Linked DNA regions of Homo sapiens: region 1 is linked to region 2. Evidence: chromatin contacts called from ENCODE Hi-C or POLR2A ChIA-PET data. All regions are on one chromosome and are shown on one strand. The core of a region is the stretch at or near the end of the contact, and the rest is flanking DNA. Distances in the headings are between cores, read along the strand shown.

Evidence for each region. Hi-C counts contacts between places; a loop is a spot of excess contacts on that map. ChIA-PET counts read pairs that join two places held with the same protein, here RNA polymerase II (POLR2A). Pooled maps may share reads with other maps.
Region 1: a loop to region 2 is called in a map of pancreas, with 2.1 times the contacts of the local background. The contact joins two enhancer-like sites. A Hi-C loop is called at or near these places in 2 of 168 maps with a recorded cell type or tissue (endothelial cell of hepatic sinusoid and pancreas) and 1 of 50 pooled maps. POLR2A ChIA-PET finds 5 or more read pairs at or near these places in 3 of 52 experiments (H1, PC-9 and naive thymus-derived CD8-positive, alpha-beta T cell).

The regions. Positions count from the first base shown.
Region 1 is chr5:180,053,700-180,058,567 of GRCh38, forward strand. The region is part of intron 1 of RNF130 (ring finger protein 130); the gene reads right to left. Among named protein-coding and RNA genes, the nearest start is that of RNF130, 16 kb to the right of the region's middle. Within about 2 kb of position 3,097, at least 2 of the 41 ENCODE cell types and tissues checked have a DNase peak (open chromatin) inside an H3K27ac peak, as active enhancers do.
Region 2 is chr5:180,004,540-180,009,103 of GRCh38, forward strand. The region is part of intron 3 of RNF130 (ring finger protein 130); the gene reads right to left. Among named protein-coding and RNA genes, the nearest start is that of MIR340, 8.6 kb to the right of the region's middle. RefSeq lists an enhancer at 3,011-3,512. Within about 2 kb of position 3,234, at least 3 of the 41 ENCODE cell types and tissues checked have a DNase peak (open chromatin) inside an H3K27ac peak, as active enhancers do.

The sequences.
Region 1 (4,868 bases), core at 1,847-4,346, 49 kb after region 2:
GAAACATTTCTCAAGACTTTTTTGCTTTTGCTTTCTCTACCACAGAGAATAACCTGAGAACTGCAACAAGCACGGCTACATGACACTGACAATGAGTGCAGAGACTGTAAAAAAGCAAATACATTCTTTTTTTTTTTTTTTTTAATTTGAGACAGAGTCTCACTCTGTCGCCCAGGCTGGAGTACAGTGGCACGATCTCGGCTCACTGCAACCTCTGCCTCCCAGGTTCAAGCGATTCTCCTGCTTTAGCCTCCCGAGTAGCTGGGACTACTACACCCAGCTAATTTTTATATTTTTAGCAGAGATGGGGTTTCACTATGTTGGCCAGGATGGGCTCCATCTCTTGACCTCGTGATCTGCCCGCCTCGGCCTCCCAAAGTGCTGGATTACAGGTGTGAGCCCCTGCGCCCGGCCAGCAAATACATTCTTAGAATAGGTTTCTCTGTTACCTATTTTTACTTCATTTCAGTAGAACAGCTGTTTATATCTTATGCATTCATGCTGGTTTCTTCAATTAATCACTCATATTGTTTCTTGAGATGATTTGTAACGACCCAGCTTTCTTTGTCCTAGGATTTGCAAACTTAAAAAATGATACAATCGCTTTCTTCCCAATTTCTAGGCACTTTGCATTATATCACCAAATGCAAAGAATTCCTTCCACCCCGTGGCATGTCACCCTCCAGGCCAGGGTCAGATGCAGATGCCCACTTAGCTTTTGAGACAATGCACATTCCTTTCGCATCCTCCCTCTCCCTCTAACTTCTCCGATATCCAGTTGTCCCCGCACCCTTTACTGAAAAGACTATTCTTTCCCTCTATTGAATTGTCTGGGCACCCTTCTCAAAAATCAAGTGACAAAAGGGTTTCTTTCTGGTTCTCAGTTCTACTCCACTGATCTACCATGTCTCTATCAGTACCACACTGTCTTGTAGTAAGTTTTCAAATTGAGAAATGTGAATTCTCTTAATTTTATTATTTGTTTTCAAGATTGTTTTGACTACTGTGAGTCCCTTTTACTTCCATATGAAGTTCTGGTATTTTCACAGGATGGTCTGAATGTGTAGGTCAATTTGGAGGGCACAGGTACCTTAACAAAACAAGTCTTTGGACCTATGAACATGAAAAGTCTGTTTATTTACATCTTTAATTCCTTGCAACAGTGCTTTGCAGTTTTCAGTGCCAATATTACTTTAAATGATATTGTGAAATTTTTATTTTCTAATTGTTTGTTACTGGCATATAGAACTACAACTGACTTAATTTTTGTTTTATTGATCTTTTATCTATGGGTGTTCCTAAATGTATTTGAGTTTTTAAAAAATTACTCTGCTGGTTATTGGTAACAAGAAATAAATTTTGGCCAGGAGTGGTGGCTCACACCTGTAATCCCAGCACTTTGGGTGGCCAAGGCGGGCAGATCTCATGAGGCCAGGAATTTGAGGCCAACATGGTGAAAACCCATCTCTACTAAAAATACAAAAATTAGCCAGGCCCTGAGATCGAGCCACTATACTCCAGCCTGGGCAACAGAGTGAGGTTCTGTCTCAAAAAAAAAAAAAAAAAAAAAAAAAAAAAAAACAAAAAAAAACAGCAAACAAACAAAAAATGCAATTTTTTTTTTCTTTGAGAAGGAGTCACTCTGAGCCACCATGCCCAGCTAGAAGTAAGTTAAGTTTTACTGGCATTTAATTAAGGATTAACACTGGCTGCTTTCCTCAACCTGAATGTCAGATGACTTTGTGTGTGTGTGCGTGTGTGTGTGTGTGTGCGCGCGCGCACGCGTATGTGTCTGTGTGTCTGTCTGTCTCATGTGGTATACCAGTTGTCCTAAATAAAGAGAGGGATTTCTGAAATGCAACAGGGATGGTAGTGACTCTCTCATTCATCCGTTTGTTTTCAGATAATACTGCCAACAGTATAATAGCCATACACTACTCAGTTACAGGATTTACAGACGAAATGATCCACTTTTTACTAAATTGTCCCTCATCAAATGGACAAATGCCTTTTTTTAAAAACCCCAGCAAAAATAAACTGGTAGAGCTGATACTTCTCTCTTTTTAGCTACTATAAAGGGTTAAAAAACAACCATCACCATTACAACTGGTGCGTGGCTCATGGCTGTAATCCTCTCACTTTGGGAGGCTGAGGTGGGTGGATCATCTGAGGTCAGGAGTTCAAGACCACCCTGGCCAACAGGGTGAAACCCTGTCTCTACTAAAAATACAAAAATTAGCCAGGCATGGTGGTGGGCACCTTTAATCCCAGCTACTCGGGAGGCTGAGGCAGGAGAATTGCTTGAACCCGGGAGGCAGAGGTTGCAGTGAGCTGAGATGGTGTCACCGTACTCTGGCCTGGGCGACAGAGCGAAACTGGGTCTTAAAAAAAAACAAAAACAAAAACAAAAAAACAAACAAACCATCACCACCAATCAGATTTGGAAAAGAAAGTCAAAAAACTAGAAAATATCATGAAGACTATCAGAAATATAGATTTATTCCCGCTGTTACTCTTAGCCTAAGTGTTGAGCCTTAAGATAGTATCTGTGGGGAAAAAAAAAAAAACCCTAATAGTGTATGTATGACATTTATGAGTTTAATGCATACCCTGGGGCTACATGTGGATGTGCAACAGAGAAAGTCTGTGTCCTGTTACTATAGAGAATGGGCTAGAAGGGAGCCACAGACCAGAGGAGGCTGCAACAGGTGTGGAGAGAAACAGACCACATTTTAGAGATATTTAGGAGTTTGGATCAATAGGACCCAGTAATTACTTAGATATGGGAGTGGGGGGTCTAAAGAGGGAAATGCCTCAGTTTCTGGCAAAACACACTGGGCAGAGGTGGTGTTACCGACAGACAGCAAACACTAGAGGAGGAAAAGATTAGGAAAGATGAACCATGTTGGACACGTTGGGCTTGAAAGAAGACTCAGAGAAAGAAGACAATTCTTCCTCTCTTAAGAGTGTCTTATGGACACTCAAATGTATTCCCAATAAAATGTGTATATATGTGTACAAAAGACACATACAATGCTCATGACTGGACTGCATTGTTCTTAACCACCAAAAAGCAGGAAACCCACAGGCCCATGGACAGCAGAATGCATAACTACCACATATTCATAAAGCAGATCACCGACAAAACCACTGCTACATGCAGTAACATGAATTCATCTCACTAACATGATGTGAGCAAAAGAAACTAGTCACAAGAAGGCATACCGTGATTCCATGTATATTGTGATATAATAAGAAATACATATTTAGTCTTCATCCCTGGTTTCTGTCATAGAATTCCTAACACGTTAGTAATTTCCTGAGTGACAGGGGTGAGAGGAGCATGTTTTCTTATTCAAAATAAGCCCCTTTCAACCATACCAGCGTCTGTGCTAATAAGGTGACTCTTGGAAGATGGGGTCTGGTTGCCAGAGGAACCAATCATGTAATTAGAGGACTGAAACTTTCAGCCCAACTCCCAGCCCCTCAAACCTCTGGGGAGGGGCAAGGGGCTAAAGGTTGAGCCAATCCAATGGCCAATGACTTAAATCAATCATGTCTGTGTCGGGGTGGGCACAGTGGCTCACGCCTGTAATCCCAGCACTTTGGGAGGCCGAGGCGGGAGGATCACCCGAGGTCAGGAGTTTGAGACCAGCCTGGCCAACATGGTGAAACCCCATCTCTACTAAAAATACAAAAACTATCCGGGCATGGTGGTGCATGCCTGTAATTCCAGCTACTAGGGAGGCTGAGGCAGGAAATTGCCGGAACCTAGGAGGTGGAGGCTGCATTGAGCCAAGACCGTACCACTGCGCTCCAGCCTGGGTGACAGAGCGAAACTCAGTCTCAAAAAAAAAAAATCATGTGTAATGTGTAATGGAGCCTCCCTAAAAACTTTAAACAACAGGGTTCAGGTAGCTTTGGGCTAGGCGTATGCCAAGAGGATTATTACACCCCCGCAATACCGCGACAGAAGCTCCTGGTCATGGGACCCTTCCAGACCTTACCCTATGTACCTCTCCATCCGGCTCTTAATTTGTATCTTACATAACACCCTTTATAATAACAGGGACAGTAAGTAAAGTGTTTTCCTGAGTTCTATGAGCTGTTATATAGCAAATTATCAAACTGAGTAGGGCGTTACGGGAACCTCCTGAATTGTAGCCAAGTCAAGACAGATGTGTGGGTACCCTTTGTCCCACTACCTACAACCGGTGTCTGAAGTAGGGGGCGGTTTTGTGGGACTAGGCCCTTTACCTGTGGGGTCTGCGCTAACTTTACCAGGTAGTTAGTGTCAGAATTGAATTAAACTGTAGGACATCCAATTGATGTTGAAAATCCACACATTTGGTATCAGAGTGCTGCAGGTAAAAAGCTGTCCTTTACACATAAGTTAAGGAACAGGTATAAACTACGGTGTCAAAGCGAGGACAGAAGTTACTGCTGGGGAGCGAGGAGGGAAGGAGCCGTGACTGGAAGGGACCTGAGGTGGTCTGCAAAGCTGGCCACACTCAACTTCTCCACTAGGTTCATGGCTACATCAGTGTGTTCATTCTGTGGGAAGTCATCAGGCTGCAGACTTACGGTTGTGTATTTTTCAGTGTATGTTACAGCTGGTAAAAATGTGTGCTAATTTTTAAAAATCTGGTCACTTTATTCCCCAGGTTAAAATTCTTCAACAGTATTTTAACACATGCTACAACACAGATGAACCTGAGGACATATGCTAAGTGAAATAATCCAGTTACAAATTATGAGGAACTAACCTAGTCGAATTCATAGAGACAGAAAGTAGAGTGGTGTTCGCAGGGGCTGCGGCAGAGGGGGTAATGGAGTCTTGTCATTTAATGGGTATGTTTTTATTTTTT
Region 2 (4,564 bases), core at 1,984-4,483:
TGAGGGGTTTGTTAGGGGCCAGATTATCTTATCTCATCTGGTCAAAGCTGCAACAATAAACACCATTCTATATTTGAAAGCAAAGTGACAAAATGTTTGAATTGGCAGAAAACAAGTTAAAACAATTCTTACGGCTTAATCTAATAGGAATAGTTGGTTCAAAGCCAAATGGTTCAGAGTATATTGAGGATAGGTCACTTTGATGAAATTCATCTCAGGTTTTGCCATTCGGCAATCAGAACTCTCTCACAGAATTAGAGTAAGTCTGTATCTGCACAGAGTAGGGTTTTCTTTTTGTAAACACTGGTGAAATCTAGGTATAAAATCTTTCCCCAATGCAAAGTGCCTTGTAGTCTGCACCCTCCTTCATTCATTCACCACCATTTTTTCCCATTTTTTTTTCTCAAAAGAAGCCTCTGTTAACTCTTTTGCAAGACACCATCTGCCTGTGCCCAGATCACTCCTCTCCTCTCTACATAACCTTATTTTATTAATATCATCTTCCTTTGCTCTTCAATATTTCCTCTTTTCATAGCTCCTTCTCCCTAAGTCTCTCGCACCAGAAAAGAATTGTATATCACTCCACTGCTAAAAAACCGTACTGATGGCCCGGCGTGGTGGCTCGTGCCTGTAATCCCAGCACTTTGGGAGGCCGAGGCGGGTGGATCACCTATGGTCAGGAGTTTGAAACCAGCCTGGCCAACATGGCGAAACCCCGTCTCTACTAAAAATACAAAAATTAGTCGGGCCTGGTGGTGGGCACCTGTAATTCCAGCTACTCAGGAGGCTGAGGCAGGAGAATGGTCTGAACCTGGGAGGCGGAGCTTGCAGTGAGCTGTTAATCGAGCCACTGTACTCCAGCCTGGGCGACAGAACAAGCCTCTGTCTCAGAAAAACAACAACAACAACACCAACAGAAACCATATTGATTATAGAATAAAGCCTAACTTTCTTATGTGATTCATGCCCTTCATAGTCTAGTGACAATTTATTCATCTAATATCAGCTCAACACTCACAAGTCTCCTGCCCACTATTCCTGATGTTTCAGTCATTCAACTCTTTCATCTCTCTGTGGAAAATGATCCATTTGCCTGACTCTCCTTCATCTCCATCTGATGAAGTCTTAATTCATCCTTTAAAATTCAGCTCCAAGGTCACAACCTACCTTCTCTGTGAAGTGTCCTTGACTCCCTGAGAGTAATATCACTCTGCCCCCAAAGAATAACTCCTATACCACACAGTATTTTGACTGCATCTGTCATTGCAACAGAAGGTAAGCTCATTCTTGAATTCATTGAAATATTTACTGAGGCAGTGTGATGTGCCAGGCCCCATGCTAAACCCCAAGGATATAGAAATGAATTATCTTGCAAACACTATGATCTTAAGAGCATATTTTGTGCTTTAAAAAAATCAGATCTTAAGCCCCTGACATGTAATATTTAGAAGGTATATAATACAGTCTCTGTATATGAAAAGTGTTATTTATTTACAAAATGGCAGGACATGAAAAACAAGGTATCAGAGTATTTGCAGTATTTTTTTAAAACTGGTAAGATAATAACTTCTCAGCTCAAACATCTATTTCCCCTTTCCAGTTCTTCTGGAATTGTTAATCCTTAAGAAACATAATGAACAAAATTCACTCTGCCATCTAAAATGACAAAAGAAGTCTGTTTTGGGGCCATATAATCCTTTTCTGTAGGACAAATCTTGGCAGTATATACAATACTTCCTCTCTTCCAATGTGGAAGAAAAAAAAAAACCTTTTGAACCCACCAGTTTTCAAAGATTAACTGTACTCATGCAAAGTTTTAACCTTTCTCTGACACAGGAATGTTCCATATATTTCCACATTCTGACAGGCAAATGCATTCTCCAATTAGCTACTGACCTTTCATGATGAAAATGGGCAATAAGAGTGTATTTCATTTCAGCAACCCTGAGATACTTATAAAGTCAAAGAATATTATATACACATGTTATGGCAAGAAGCTTTTACAAATTTTAAATACCTTAAAAAGCACATGCATTTTCACTGGGAAGTTTTAAGAATACATTCTAAATATTCAGGAGTCCATTAAGTGGCAGAATATTTTACATCTGCCCCGTTCCTAAACAGTAAAATGAAAATTTCATTGTTCTGCTTTAGAAATTAAATTTGACCACTTTGAAATTAAAGGTGCAATATTAACCATGTAACTGTTAAACATTTTACATTTTTCAGAAAATCCTTAAGCATTTATTCAAAATAAAGGTAACAAACATCTACCGTTTTGTGTAAAATAACTATCAGTGACTTAATTTGACAGCGACATTTAAGTTTACCATCAGTGGTAGTTTGAACTATCTACACCTATAGATAGTAATTAGATACATTCTGACAGTTTTCCAGGAAGAGCAAACCACAGACACTTAGTCATGAACTGAAAAGCCAAAGCATTAGATTCTTATATCACATGCAAAATGTTCTCAATTGTGAGCATTTTACTATGCTTAGAAAGTTATTTACAATATATGGATCTCTTTGGTAGCATGTTCTACAGGAAGAACTGCTTCATGATAACAGTTTGTGGGGGCCAGGTGTGGAGGTTCATGCCTGTCATTCCAGCACTTTGGGAGGCTGAGGCAGGAGGATCACATGAGGTAAGGAGTTTGAGACCAGCCTGGCCAACATGGTGAAATCCCATCTCTACTAAAAATACAAAAATTAGCCAGGCATGGTGACACACATCTTTAGTCCCAGCTACGTGTGAGGCTGAGGCAGGAGAATTGCTTAAGCCGAGGAGGCAGAGGTTGCAGTGAGCCAAGATCGCGCCACTGCACTCCAGCCTGGGTGACAGAGTGAGACCCAGTCTCAAAAAACAAAAACAAAAACAGTTTGTGAGAGAAAATCAGAGTCTGTCCTTAAACTCACTGGTTTTCCTTTGCTAATATTATGGCTTCTCTTTTAAAATAGCCAAAGGTTTCAACCAGTCTAGCTGCTGCCACCTTCTTATTAAACTTTAATAAGCTAAGCTTTTTAAGCCACATAAAAATTTCATCAAGCATTTGTCAACCTTGGGGAAAACGGAAGGAGGAAAAAAGGTCAGAACATCACTTTCCACCACAGTAGCATCTGGAGAGACGCTTTGGAAGGATCCTGCATGCAGTCAGCCGCAAAATAAATGCTAGGAAACAAGCTCGCAGTTTGTGGCCTGCACCAGATGGTGATTATGTTTCCTCCTTCATCAGCCCCGGCCCCACACTGGGTGCTAATTAAAGCACTATCTTCCAATAGCAGGCTCCTGGGACAACCGTGAGCCTTTGTTCCAACGTCCTCAGGGTGAGCTACACCCAGTCCACTAACACAGGCTTGCCTGTCAACAACACCACTCCAGAGCAGCTCCTTCTCATTTTACTTTCAGTGTTTCGTATGTCAACATATTTTAAAAACAAATCTTTTAGTTTTTTTTTTTTTTTTTTTTAACAGGTATATTACATGTTATAGGAGGGAAAAGGAGGTGGGCTGCCTGGGGCCCTCAAGACATGAGAAACGGGTGGTGGCTTCCAAGCTTCCTTACTTCCCCCATAGATTCCTGACAATGTGCTGCAGAAGCCTCCAACCTGGAACAGCCAACAGGACCAGAGCAGCCCACCACCCGACCCCAGAAAAAGCCGAGAAAAGCCCAACTCCGCTAGCCAAAGTACCAAGAGAAGGATGGCCTAACATCAGAAAACACTTGCAGTAATATTCATTCTACTCCAGCCAGGCGCCAAGGGCAAAATCACAATCCTCCTCCCACCCTGGTCTCACAGAGCCCAGTGGGAATAGGCTCTCCCAGCCCGGCTCCTCAGGAAGAAAAGCTGTGCCCACTGGTCTAATTAACACCCAGAGAACATGCCACCCAACAGCAGAATATTTTTTCTAAGCACCAATGAAACACTGACTAAGACAAACTACATCCTACATCATAAAACAAACTTCAAGAAACAGAAGAGAACTGAAATCATAGAGTATTTCTCTGAGCATAATGGAATCAAACCAGAAATCAGTAACACTAAGATAATAGTAAAATCTTGGCAGGACACAGTGGCTCATGTCTGTAATCCCAGCACTTTGGGAGGCTGAGGTGCACAGATCGCTTGAGGTCAGGAGTTCAAGACCAGCCTGGGCAACACAGTGAAACCTCATCTCTACCAAAAAATACAAGTTAGCCGGACACGGTGGCATGCGCCTGTAATCGCAGCTACTCGGGAGGCAGAGGTCAGAGAATCACTTGAACCCGGGAGGTGGAGGTTGCAGTGAGCTGAGATCGTATCACTGCACTCCAGCCTGGGTGACAGAGTAAGACCCTCTCTCAAAAGGAAAAAAAAAAAAGTAAAATATCTAAACTACTGGAAATTCAATAACATACTTCTCAGTAATGTATGGGTAAAAGAAGAAGTCTCAAAAGAAAAAAATACATAGGACTGAATGAAAATGAAAATACAGCATATCAAAATATGTGAGGCATAGCCTTAAAGAAGTGCTGAGAGAGAAATTTATAGCACTTAATTCTTACATTAGAAAACAGGAAAGC